Regions from separate parts of the Mus musculus genome. Here regions 1 and 2 are each linked to region 3. The links are chromatin loops, found by intact Hi-C in ENCODE. Cell type or tissue: left cerebral cortex. All regions are shown on one strand. Links, peaks and the distances in the headings refer to the core of each region. The heading gives the core; the rest is flanking DNA.

Region 1 (4,349 bases), core at 893-3,392, 47 kb before region 3:
AGTAAGATGAGTAGTCAATTTTAAAATGTCAGGTATTCATAAACATTGATTACTGTGAGGGATGATTCTAGAAACACAAGTTACTTTATCTGTGGGAGCCAAATTACTTTAGTTTGAAGAGCAGACATTGTTTAGGCAAAATGGAGGAGCTTACAACATGTGTGACCATGACTGCCGAGAGCAAATCGAGTTTGCAGCAGAACTCAGACATACTTTCTCGTCTCTTGTTTTGTTCTCCTTCCTCAGCAGAACTAGAGATTGAATCTAGGACCTCATGCATGTGGAGTGAGACCTGTGCCACTAAGCCATAGCCTTATCCCTCCCTTTCATTTGGAGTAAGACTGTATCATGTGGGTGCGGGGACTCGAACCTGGTCCTCCCTCTGCCAGAGCAGCATCTACTGTTAACCACCAAGCCGTCTCTCTAGCCTCCAATCAGATCTTTGCATCTCTCATAGTTCTCTTTCAGTTTGTTTTGCATTATTGTCAGAGACCTTGCCATTGTCTTCCAGGCTTTTAAACAGATCATGTACACTTCGTATCAAGAATATTTCTATTCTAGCTATGTTGGTTTTCATTGCTATTATGAATAGAATATTTTCTTTCATTATATTTGATATATATATGTATGTATGTATACTTTCCATTTGATTAGAGAAAAACATTTTAATGCTAATTCACAGTCTGCCAACTCGCTAAAGTCTCAAACCATTTTTGAGACTTTACATTCACTCAAAGGCATTTCTAGGCTGTCCCTTCCGATTCCAGGAACTTGCTCACAGTAGCCATGAATTATGATGACAAACAGGGCCTCCTTTGTGTAGCATTTGCCATGATTTCTCTGTCTTTGCTTGGACTGGGGGAGGCTTTTAGAACTGTGGTGGATCCAGGGGCAGTAGTGCTGCCCTTGCTTGGTCCTTCCGGTAAAGGCCGCACCATTCAGCACAGGACCATGGGTGATAGTGAGGAAATATCTATGTTTACCATCATACTAAACATTAAGTTAATCCAGGAATGGACTTTGTTAAATGTCACTTCCCTGTCTATACCTTCAAACACATGACTTACAGTACATATGAATTACAATATATTTTCTAATATCGAACCACTTAGCGATGATTTTTAATGACTGTTAGGCCTATTCTAAGTTTTTATTAGGTATTTAGCTCATTTACATTTCCAATGCTATACCAAAAGTCCCCCATACCCACCCACCCCCACTCCCCTACCCACCCACTCCCCCTTTTTGGCCCTGGCGTTCCCCTGTACTGGGGCATATAAAGTTTGCAAGTCCAATGGGCCTCTCTTTCCAGTGATGGCCGACTAGGCCATCTTTTGATACATATGCAGCTAGAGTCAAGAGCTCCGGGGTACTGGTTAGTTCATAATGTTGTTCCACCTATAGGGTTGCAGATCCCTTTAGCTCCTTGGCTACTTTCTCTAGCTCCTCCATTGGGAGCCCTGTGATCCATCCATTAGCTGACTGTGAGCATCCACTTCTGTGTTTGCTAGGCCCCGGCATAGTCTCACAAGAGACAGCTACATCTGGGTCCTTTCAATAAAATCTTGCTAGTGTATGCAATGAAAAAAAAAAAAAAAGAAATGCATTTTGACACTCTCAAGAATGGCTGAGTGGCAAAATGTTTGTCCTTCTGCCCTGTTAGCTGTTTGAGGAGAGAGATTTTTGCCAAGAGACTCATTAGTATGAGAAAATGAGTGGTTCACTCCTACAGCAGACAGAGCCAGCCTTTGACAGTGTCCAGACCTGCACCATGCTGCAGAGCTCTGGCACAACAGAACGATCAACAGGGTGGAAAGCGAGAAACAAGATGGGAAGAAGTATTCAAAATCATAAACATCCAGCAAGGAGCTGATACCTAGGACAGTTAAGGAATTCAACTCAATGGAAAAAACAAACCCAGACAACCTGCTTTTAAAGTGGACCTTGTCAGTTGCTTTTCTTGTAGCTCTGACCAAATCTTTGATACAGACAAGTTTAAGACGGAAAACTTTAGTGAGATCTGGGTTTTCAGGCACAGCAAGGCAGCTCAGTGGGTTCCATGCTGGCCCAGGGATCAGAACAAGGGGATGCTGGTTCTCAGTTAGCTCTTCCCTTTTCCTCTCTTACTCTGCCTGCACCCTGCGCCAATGGGATGGTGACAGACTGTCTTCTCCCACCCCTCCTGGAAACACACCTAGAGTGTACCTCATCAATCTCCTAGGTGACTTAAAATGGAGTCAAGTTGGCAATAAAGACATACCAGTTACAAGACCTAATCAACATTTCCCAAAGGAAGACACAGTGGCCAACAGGCATATGAAACAGATCGCTATCCATCACTACTCATCAGAAATGGAAATCAAAGCCACACTGACAGAGAGTGGGTATTATTTTAAAATCCCCAGAGAGAAATATTGATGAGGATATCAAGAAAAAGAAACTTGAAAATGTTAAGAAAATAAATTAGTATAGCCATGTGGAAAAGTGTGAAGGTTCCACAAAAAGATAAAGGTTAGACTAACTTTTACTGTATCAGCAACCCTGATATAATGTATATATCCTACGGCAGTTGAAAACAGCTGGTCCAAGAGGTTCCTGAATTCTCCTGGAATACCATTCACAGTGGCCAAGCCACACTGATAGACTTTTTTGTCTATCAATGAACAGGGGAGAAAGCAAGTGTGGTATGCAGCTATAATGGACTACAACTCAGCCAGAGAACGAAACCCTGCTGTTTGCTGTGACACCAGGGAGAACCCGGAAGATACTATATTAACTGAAATAAGCCAGACAGAGAAATAAAAAACAATGCACACTCAAACTGTGGGAGCAAAGCAGAAAATGAAGGTTACTAGAGGGTGAGATATTGGGAGTGGGAGGTAAAGAAGGAGATGTTGGCTGAAGACACACATAGGTAGGAGGAACATGACAGTGAAAAGAGCCAATTCAAGCCAGATTAGAATATATTAAAGGCAGGTTTATTGGGAGAGATCACTGGCCCCAAGGATTGAGTCTAGGGGAGTCATCATGGTGGGGGCAGGGCAGGGGGAACAGAAAGAGAGAAAGGGCACACACAGAGAAAATAGAAGAGAGGAAGGGAGAGGGCAAAATGTCTGGATTATATAGGGAGGAACCTTTGGGAGAGGGCAGCCCAGACCCTGGGCTGGAAAGTTTAGGGTTGAGGGGCAGGGTATGCCAGGTAGGGACTGAGAGATGCTGGGAGGAGCTGAAGGCCAGGTATGTTTTGATATGTAACATATGCACCTCAGTCCTGTGTGTGTGTGTGTGTGTGTGTGTGTGTGTGTGTGTGTGTGTGTGTGTGTAACCAAACAGAACAAACATCAAGGATGGACTGCAGGATGACCATAGTTAATGGTATCACAATTCAAGGGCTGGACTATATCTCAGGGTGACCATAGTTAGATATACCATGTAGTAGTCTTGAAAAATGTAAAAAAAAAAAAGATGCTATTTGCTTTACAAGAGTGAGAAAGAGAGAGAGAGAGAGAGAGAGAGAGAGAGAACTATGCAGTGCAATGTATTTGTTACTTAGTGACACTACCATCCCATAACAGACTTCAAAATACCATGTTTTATATGGTAAAAATCATTTGGTTATTCATATATTCAAACATTTTCAAATAAAAAAAAACCTAGAAGTGTTAGTATATAACCTTTAATATATAACCTTTAAATTTTCATTGCTGAGCTGGGTGTGGTGGCACAAACCTTTAATCCCAGTACTTGAGGGGCAGAGGCAGGACAGTCTCTGAGATGCAGGTCAGCTTGGTCTACACAGTGACGTCTGGGACAGCCAGAATCACTTAGAGATTCTGATTCATTCTGAGAATGAAGTCTTTTTTTTTAATTGCAGCATTATATAATTAAAACTCACCAACAGAATCCACACGTAAACAATTCATTTGTGCAGCATGATAAGCTTTGGCCTCACTTAACACAGAGGCCAGACCCTTCCTTACCCTAAGAGCGCCCTTTGCATACTTGACTGTATACTAATCTGAAACCACCACTGTCAGCAGCCAGTCACTGTTCTTTCCAGACTTTAAAATAAATGATATGTACAGTTTGTAACACTTTTTGACTTGTAGCCTTGTCTCTGAGATTTATCCATATTGTATGTTAGTATTTCAAACCTTTGTTAAATTGCACCGGAAAGTGTAAGATGTTTGGCAGTCCAGCAAGGTTTGAGAGTACAAAGAGAGACCTAGCAGATCCTTAGCTCCCATCTATGGAGAAAGCCTTGTTTTTAATCTGTGACTGTGTTCCGCAGAGAGTGCTTGCTTTTCTGGGTTCCAAGAAAACAATGGGCCTTGCTTGGAAGTGGGTGT
Region 2 (4,349 bases), core at 789-3,288, 62 kb before region 3:
TTGATTTTTCAGTTGGATCTAATTTTCTCTAACTGCAGGCCATATGGCTCCCCTAGCCCTTTGTTTGTTCCTTCCCAGTAAATTGCCAGGAGTGGGGTTTCTGGGTCACAGCACACGACTAATAATACCTCACCAGATTGTTTTACTGCTGGGCACGGTGGTTTATGCCTGTACCAGGGCATTCTGGGAAGATGCAGGGAGGATTGCCACAAATTTGAGGCCTGTCTGGTCTACACAGCAAATTTCAGCTACATACTGAAAGCCTGTTAATGAGCTCACAAACACACTCCAAACTAACCAAGGAACCAAACAAAAAAAGCCCTAACTGACTTACAGTAGTCTCAACTAAGTATGAATGGGAAACAGAATAGTGCACTTTCAATGTCAAGTTTTACACAGACAGTTAATCTCTGAAATAAATGCCAGGCATGGGTAGCAGTTTTCTCCTTTCCAAATATGATGGAAAGGGGATGGAGGGATACTTAGAAGTTTTAAGAGCTCTGGTTGCTCTTCCAGAGGACCTGGATTTGGTTCTGAGCTCCCCTGTGGCAGGGGCTCACATAACCATTCACGGCTCTAGTGCCAGGGCATCCAGCACCCTCTCCTGACCTCCACAGAACCAGGTGTGTATACAGGCGAATGTGGATGCAAAACACTCATGCACATAAAATAAACACTAGTCTTTTAAAAAAGGAATAGACAAAAGGAACCCCAGGCAATGTCAAGTCATGATTGTTGGTTGTAAAGCAATCTTTCTAGCCCTTAAGCAGGGCCACTTGTTCCCAAACCTGACACTTTCAGGCAACCTCTAGGTTAGGGTTGCTGTTGCCATTGTCTCTGTCTATTTAATAGATGTAAAGACAACAAACAAACTTGCTTTAATTTGCATCTTATTCAGAAAATGACTCATCGTTTAGTCCCTGCTATAAATAATATGGAAAGCTTGTGTCAGATTCAAATACAACCCAAATCATCCCTTAGCTTTCTATTTCCTTCGCCTCCTCGAAGCTCTCGGATGTGTGTGTAGGTAAAGTAGTTCCTTTTCTTCATTGAATAGTTAATTTTTCAAGATGTTTGGCATTTTAATGCAAAATTTTGATTCCTGTTTGCGATATAATTAAATTTGCACGTCTTTAGTCCCATTCTCCCAGGAGTTTCTCTTAAGGAAATGGAGAATTCTGCGCACCCGCAACTGCTATTAAACCACGGTATTCAAAGTACAAGAAAATAGACAATCATGAAAACGCCTAGACAGGGCAGTGAAGGCGCACGGCGACGTTGAGAATGAAACTGTGCAAGGGAGTAATGACTGTGGTGGAATAACGAGGTAAAATTATGTTCGCTGTAGCTACTACAAAGAGAGAAGAAAACAGCCAAGGACAGTCAAAAGATGCCACCCCCATCCCCAGCGATGCTGAGCTGTGAATCTGGCTCGGGAAGGAAAGGCTGGCTCCCGGCCTGGCTGCCCTGGGATTCGGTTCCTCCAGGAGTCGCGCAGCAGGGGGTGTACAGTCACCTCCCAGCCAGACTCAGCCCCAGTCCCAGTCCCAGTCCTAGTCCCCGTGGCCTCAAGGCCCCGAGAGGCGCAGTGAGCCGAGCTTGACGACGGAAGGCTGAGTGCTCGCCAAGGCCTGGCTTCAGCAGCCCGCTTACCTGCCACCGATGCGACGCAGCGCCCAGAATCGGTCTGCTGATCCGACAACGCGGGGGAGCCGGGAGTGGAAAGGGGCGGGGCAGGCGGGAGCTAGGCTGGGCGAGGGGCGGGGCGTGATGCTCACCAATGGCCGCGCCGCGTCTCTCGCGGGGGGGTGGGGGGTGGGGGAATGAGTCACCGCTCCGGACTGGCTTAAATGCTTGTATCTGTTTAAACCGCCCCCAGTGTCAGCACTCCCTGACGACGCTCAGCAACTATAAAAATCATCTTTAATGGAAGACTGATCCAGTACCCAATGCTCCCGTTACATAATGGGTAGTTGAGAAAATGAAAGGTTACCTAACGGAGCGAGGAAGCCATCGTTGAACTTTGGTAACAAGAAATTGGTAACGAAGATTTTCGACATTTTCCCACAAACTATAAAAGAATTAGAGGCCTAGAAAGTATATTGGCCATTGCATGTTGACTTATTTATTCTCTGCTGATTCCTTCTTTTCCCCTTCTTTCCTTTCTTTTTCTTTTCTCTCCTTCCCTTTTTTCTTTATCTTTGGAGACAATCCCATAGCCCAATTTGGCCTGGTGTTCCTACTAAGTAATTTAAGCTGACCTCAAACTCAAAGCAATGCTTCTCCCTCAATCTCGTGAGTTCTAGGATTGTAGACTCGCACCACCACACCCAACTCATTTAATCACTTTTTTCTTTTATTGTGTCCAAAGGAAAAAATGCACTGCATTTAACAGCTCCCACCAAACACAGCCTGAAACAGCTTAAAGGAAATGATGTTCTTGTTCAAGATGCCTGCTGACTTGGACAGGTGAAAGCCTGCAGTCAGGAGACTCTCAAGTTCAAGGCTGACCTGGGCAACATAATGAGACCTTTTTAAAACAGGGGAGGGTTAGGAGCTGGGGCACTGGCTCAGTTCCCAAGCGTGAGGACCTGAGTTTGGAATCCAGGGACCACTGGGCAGTGATTGGGGAAGACATGACATTGACCTCTGGCCTCTACACATAGGTTGACATGCACCCTCATGTCCATACTACACATGTAACACACTCCAAAGCCATGTAAATAAATTGCTGCCAATACTGAGACAGAAGAGGTCATAAATCACAGGGAAAACATAATATCCTGTCCTCTTGCTGAGGGCGAGACACTGAAGATCATTAACAGACACAAGATTGGGTTTGGATTAAATATTTGTATCCAGTATTAGGATCCAGGGAGAGAGGGTGGTAAGGAACTATCCGAGCCAGGAGAATTATAGTTGTTTATTAAGTACTCTTGTGTAATCCTTGTGTCCCCCCACCCTGTGTGTGTGTGTGTGTGTGTGTGAGCGCGCGCATACATGGGTAGGCTCACACAGTTGTTGACAGTTGTTGGGGAAGAGGCCATGAGAGGGCTGGAAAATACAGCCTTTGGCTGAGATGATTCAATTACAGTGAAATTAGATTTCAGCGGTGCTGGTGTCTGCTTGACCTTTACTCTGGGTTCTTAATGAAGGCATTGACCATCTTCCAGAGCCTTGCCTTCCTGCCTCAGAGAATACTCATTGTGATCAGGATGACTGCATCTGTCAAGAGGGCAGGGGAGGAGTGGGAGGGTGTCTAGATTAGCTTAGGTAAGGGACCAGCTTCCCACCCCGCTTCCACCTGGCCTCCCCCACAGAGGGACTCTGAAAGGCTTGATTAAAAGACATCAAAACTCAGCTTTTTCCTCAAAGAATCAAATATCTATTGGCTGACTGCTCTCTACCCACTAGGAAGTGGCAATGAAAGCTTTTTTGGGTGGGGGTTGAGAGGTTTCTAGAGACAAAAGAGGACCAACCAGAAGCTCGGCAGCTACCTGGTTATAATAATAGCCTACCTGGTTATTGTTGCTATGCAAGCCTGGGCATAATGGTATAAGCCTGTCAACCAAGCACTTGGGAGGTCATTGTTGGGAGAAACGACATAATTTAAAATAAGCATGTGGCCGGCGAGTTTATGGCAAGGCTGAGAGGAGTCGGGGAGCCTCTTTCTGCTGTTTGGTGGCTGTTTTGAGTTACGGCACTGCATAGAGAGTGTGGTGGGTTTGTTGTTTTGAATGGCGGAATGAGACTGTGAACCTGACAATGGTTGGAGCCATCACCAAAGCTAATTTGCAACACTGCATTATTTTTCTTTCATTTAATAAAGAGAACGAGGCAAACTAGTCTTGACAAGAATGCTCTGAAAAGGCCATCACAAAACTCCCTCTGAAAACTCTGGCTTCCCCCTGATGTATGCTTTATGCCTCTGATTTTTTCTGCCAAGGAGAGGCGCCTTGAGACGGAAAGCTAAAGAGAGAGGGACATGAGGACTCAAGCCTGCACTAAGGCAGAAGCCTGCATCTGTGTTAAACACATTCCAGACCCCAGGCCTATTGGGGTAGAGTCTTAGGGAAGTAGCGACTTGCCTCAAAGTAGGTTATCACACTTGTGGCTCAAAGCACAGGCTTGACAACTTCTGTCTTCTTAGAAATGACAACGTGGCACAGTTTGACCCTAATGTGCAAATGATATAAGATGGTGTTACAGTTTGAATGTGTCCCCTTCAAATGTCACCAGTGGGGTGTTATTACGAAGTGGGGCCTCCTTCCCTTATGAATGGGATTCAGGCCCTTGTAAAGGAAGTTTCAAACATGGCTTTTTGTTTGGCTATAAAGTGTCCCATAGGC
Region 3 (4,349 bases), core at 659-3,158:
CACCCCATGGTCAGTTGTTCTCTTGGGTTTTGATTAGGGGTGTGTGTATGTGTGTATGTGTGTGTGTGTGGTTGGTTGGTTGGTTGGTTGGTTGGTTGGTATGTATGGGGTGTGTGTGTAGTTGGTTGGTTGGTTGGTTGGTTGGTTGGTTGGTGTGTATGGGGTGTGTGTGTGGTCTGCATCTGCTACAAAACCAAGTTTCTTTGGTGAGGGGTGAGAGCTACACTTACTCAGCTAAGCTGGAGAACAGGATGTAGTTATGGGTATCCCTAGTTTAGCTTTTCTTGTTGTCTAATGCACCAAACTGTGCTTGCCATTTTTATTTCTCTGTTGTTTTGGTTTGTGGTGGAATTGGCAATTAAACCTAAGGCGTTGCACGGGTTAGGCAAATGCTCTTCCACCGAGCTGTCTACCGAGCCCTCATTTAAGTTTTGAGGGGGTCTCACTAAATGAGACCCTCATTGTCGGGCAGGATTGGTGCCACTTTGGAGGCCAGGTGGGCCTTAAATCTGAAGTCTTCCTGTTTCAGCCTTTCAGGTGTCACTAAGCCCAATGACCATTACTCTTTGAAGAACATTGTGTGTCGTTTTTTTAGTTTTGAAATATCACAACCGAGGGGAGTGGGCGGGTAGGGGAGTGGGGGTGGGTGGGTATGGGGGACTTTTGGTATAGCATTGGAAATGTAAATGAGCTAAATACCTAATAAAAAATGGAAAAAAAAAGAAATATCACAATCGAAAGTGCTACAAACATTTGCGTAAATGAATGCTCACTTGTTTGGGATATGACGGACCATAGATTGCTTGTGTTTTAAGTTTGCTTTTGTTCCTATTTATTGTTTCTTTCCTAGATACATATTTTAAGGTTTTCTTTTCCTGCAGATTGCAGTGAAGAATTACATTAACAAGTGATTTTTCTTTTACCTTTTTAATAAATGCTAATGGAAACAAACAAACACTCCAACCCCTGAGAAATACAAATGGCAACAGCTTCAAAACAAAAGGATTTGGGAGCAGAAGTCTCCACAGTCAGTGTATCAGTTACTCTTCTACTGCTGTGACTAAAACACTACCACAATTAAGGCCACTTAGAGAAGTAAGTACTTAATTGGGTTCATAGTTCCAGAGAGCTAGAGTCCATGATGGTGGAGCAGAGACACGGTGTCAGGAACAGCTGGGAGCTCACACCTCCTTCCACAAACGCAAAGGAGAACACACACTGGGAATGTGAACAGTCTCAAAGCTCACCCGCCAGTGCCACACCTCCTCCAGCAAGGCCACACCTCCTCCAGCAAGGCCACACCTCCTCCAACAAGGCACCACACTTCTTAATGCTTCCTACAGTTGCACCAACTGGGGGCCAAGCATTCAAACATGAGTCTATGGGGGCCATTCTCATTCAAACCACTGCTCAGTAACAGTCAAAACTGTAAAATCATCCAAGCTGTGTCAATGCTCGACACAAACCAATGTCGTACTGATGTGTGTGTGTGTGTGTGTGTGTGTGTGTGTGTCTCGTGCTGTTTGTTAATGCCCCTCCAAGGTGTAAACTAAAAAAGCTAACTGCTTGGATCTATGATCACACAAACCATCTAATTTGCTCAAGGTTTGGCTCAAAGCAACATCCTTCCCTTTACTAGCTGAAATTCGTGACAGCCTCAAAAGGGAAATCGGCTTTGTTTCAGCACAGCTGTGCTCTGGAGTCTACACAGTTCCTAAGCAACCACGCAGGACTCAGCCAGTCAGAAGGCAGTACACAGCAGGGTCCCTGGCCACCTGGAGGTAGCCTTGGTGATGGTGTGCTTTGTCAGGCTTGTGCTCACAGGGAGCCCATCCTGTTTCAGGCAGCAGACAACAATTGAAGTGACCCCAGGTAGGTTTGGAGGCTGTTTCCCGTTTGACCTACAGGGCCACTCCACCCACCCCCACCCCCCACCCCCACCCTGTGATTATCCACTATGAGACAGCAGCCTGGTATCCTGGCAGATCTTCTGTAGCAACAAAACGCTGTTTGTCAAGAATGGTGTCATCTTCGTGTAACTGAAAAAGGTCTATCAGAGACCAGAGCCTGCCGTGGTCGGTGTCTGTGGCTGGGGGACAGTATACGTGTGATTATGCTGCCCAGATCTTTTTATGTATAGTCTCAGATACCTTCTGAATTTCTGGGAAGTGACCTCCACACACAACCATTCTGAATATTTTTGTTGTATACAAGCAGATATTTCTTGTAAGCCTATGCCCTATTCTTTATGGAATACAAATTAATAAGTGCTTGCTCAACTTTGTGGTGTTGAAACTGTAAAGTCTCTAGAACAATAGAATGAAGACTTGTTTTCTGCATTGGCCAGCTGATTCAGGACGTGTGTGCTCTGCTAGACTATTGAGGAGAAACTTAGCAGCTTCTGGAAGATTCCCAGTAACCGGGGAACTCTGTCAACAGTAGCACTTGCCTTAGTGTTTGAACTGTGCTCTGAAAATACTTAGAGCCTCTCCTGTCTAGCAGGGATCTCTCTTTTTCTTCCCAGAGTACTTGAGGGAAGGATGTGGGAAGATAAGGCCACATATAAAGACCAGAGTCAGGTTTGTGCTTCCAGAAACAAAGACATCACATGAAAGGTATATGAGATAAATTCCTTCATATCATTGTGGTAGATCCATGAAAAGATAGCAACAAAACCTCTTCAGAATTTACAAGAGCAGAGTTAAGACTCCCAGCTTATTCTTGTGGACGGCGTGTTGCTTCCAACAAGTAGTGATGAAAGGAAGTTTGCTTGGGTTCTTACAGCTACCATGTAAGCTGAGAGATGATGGTGTGGGGGAGGGGTGAGAGGGGCAAGGACTTCTTATAGGAGGCAGGAGCTTCTCCTGCTAGCTTCCATGACACTCATTTTCCTGAAGATCTAGGAGGCATGAGGGCGTTGCAAAATGTTGTTAAAGGAATCTTGACAAGCGTGCGTCACTCAGCCCTCTCACACTGAAGCCTTTTGAAAGCACGTGCCCTGTAAGCTTGGACAACCACAGTGTAAGCTGGAAGCTGGCTTACCCAGTAAGTCCCTGTCCTGCAAGCCTGAGCGAGGACCTGAGATCACATCCCTCGCAATCTCACACTGATGCTGGAATGGTGCCCATGACCCCAGTCGTGAGAAGGCAGGGTTGGAGGCAGGCTCTCTGGACCTCTTTCGCCAGCCAACTTAGTAGAATCGATGACCTTCAGGTTCAGGGAGGGACGGAGAATGATCTACAGCAGCCGCACTTTGAGTATTAAAGAATGAGTGTATTAAAGGTAAGCAAAAATCAAAGCCTGAGCAGCAAGTGGCAGATTTAAAACATCATCGCGTCAGGTGTTTATAACGACTGTGTTTAGAATGTGTAGTAGAAGTGGTTAGGGAAGTTCTGCTAAACAGCCATGCTGGTCTGACGGGGACGGGGAAGTCCTGAGCAGACCCAGACTCTCTCCCCGGTGAGTTTCAAGCCTCCAGTCCCTGACGTGTGCCTTTTTATACTGTGAGATAAACAGTAACCTTTATAGAAATGGTTTACCTTCTGGCTGTTTTCAAGGGCACTTGCTATTCTCCTATCTCCCTGATACAGAGGCAGGAGCCAGGCTGCCCCAGGACAATGAGTCCCGGAGTCTACGTGAAATAAACATAGCTGCTTGTTCTCAGAGCCAGCTCTCAACACGCACAGATGGCACATGCCAATTTATGGATATAATTTATATTACAGACCTTCGTCAAGAAATAAGCTGGAGAACAATGGAGGAAAATGCTCAGCTTAAGTCTCCTGTCCACACCAAAGTCCACATACACACACACACACACACACACACACACACAAACACACACACCCAACTATATTGAAAGGAAGTAGAAAATTGGTGAAAATTAACCAAGCAAAATTTGCAAAGCTGACCAGGGGCCCATTAAAGCTCACACAGTGCGTTTACTGCTGAGCGGCCCAGAGTGTATTCAGAAGGAGCTAAGTGGTGCTTTTAGCATTTCTGGCAGAGAAAAGTTACCTCAGAAATGGCCTGACATGCTAACAGAAATGGTGACTCACTTTCAGAGTGCAGATTTCCATAATATCAACAGATCTTTCATAAATCACATCCATTATTGCTTTGGACGAATCTGTTTTGTCAAACAGCCAAGAAATATATGAACCTATGTTTAGCATTGCAACCAGGGCTCATGGGGTTGAATAATTAATATTGTGGAAATGGCAATACTACTCAGAACAAACAATCTTTAAATTCATACCCGAATCACTGGAGACCGGAGATGGACAAAGCAACCTTGGGGAAAGAGACAACGCTGGAGGGATCGCCATACCTGATATCAGGTTAGACTA

The links. Peaks named below come from ENCODE experiments on the same cell type or tissue, not always from the same donor. Only the 100,000 strongest peaks of a DNase experiment are listed, where the experiment ranks them.
Region 1: a loop joins it to region 3, with 2.1 times the contacts of the local background. A loop is called at or near these places in 9 of 42 quality-filtered maps.
Region 2: a loop joins it to region 3, with 3 times the contacts of the local background. A loop is called at or near these places in 9 of 42 quality-filtered maps.

What each region holds. Positions count from the first base shown.
Region 1 is chr2:131,892,724-131,897,072 of GRCm38, reverse strand. No RefSeq gene overlaps it. Among named protein-coding and RNA genes, the nearest start is that of Prn, 15 kb to the left of the region's middle. In left cerebral cortex, for the core only: no CTCF peak of the experiment used is centred there; no DNase peak of the experiment used is centred there; H3K27ac peaks cover 351 bases.
Region 2 is chr2:131,907,308-131,911,656 of GRCm38, reverse strand. Prn (prion protein readthrough transcript) reads right to left here and starts at 1,729. Exons shown (of 5, transcript NM_001278259.1): 1 at 1,654-1,729. Prnp (prion protein) reads right to left here and starts at 1,729. Exons shown (of 3, transcript NM_011170.3): 1 at 1,654-1,729. In left cerebral cortex, for the core only: no CTCF peak of the experiment used is centred there; a DNase peak (open chromatin) is centred at 1,763; H3K4me3 peaks cover 1,510 bases; H3K27ac peaks cover 1,880 bases.
Region 3 is chr2:131,845,095-131,849,443 of GRCm38, reverse strand. It overlaps 5330413P13Rik (RIKEN cDNA 5330413P13 gene), which reads left to right and starts at 1,788. Exons shown (of 3, transcript NR_029381.1): 1 at 1,788-1,872. It also overlaps the pseudogene Gm14281. In left cerebral cortex, for the core only: a CTCF peak has its summit at 1,784; DNase peaks (open chromatin) are centred at 1,282 and 1,722; H3K27ac peaks cover 1,475 bases.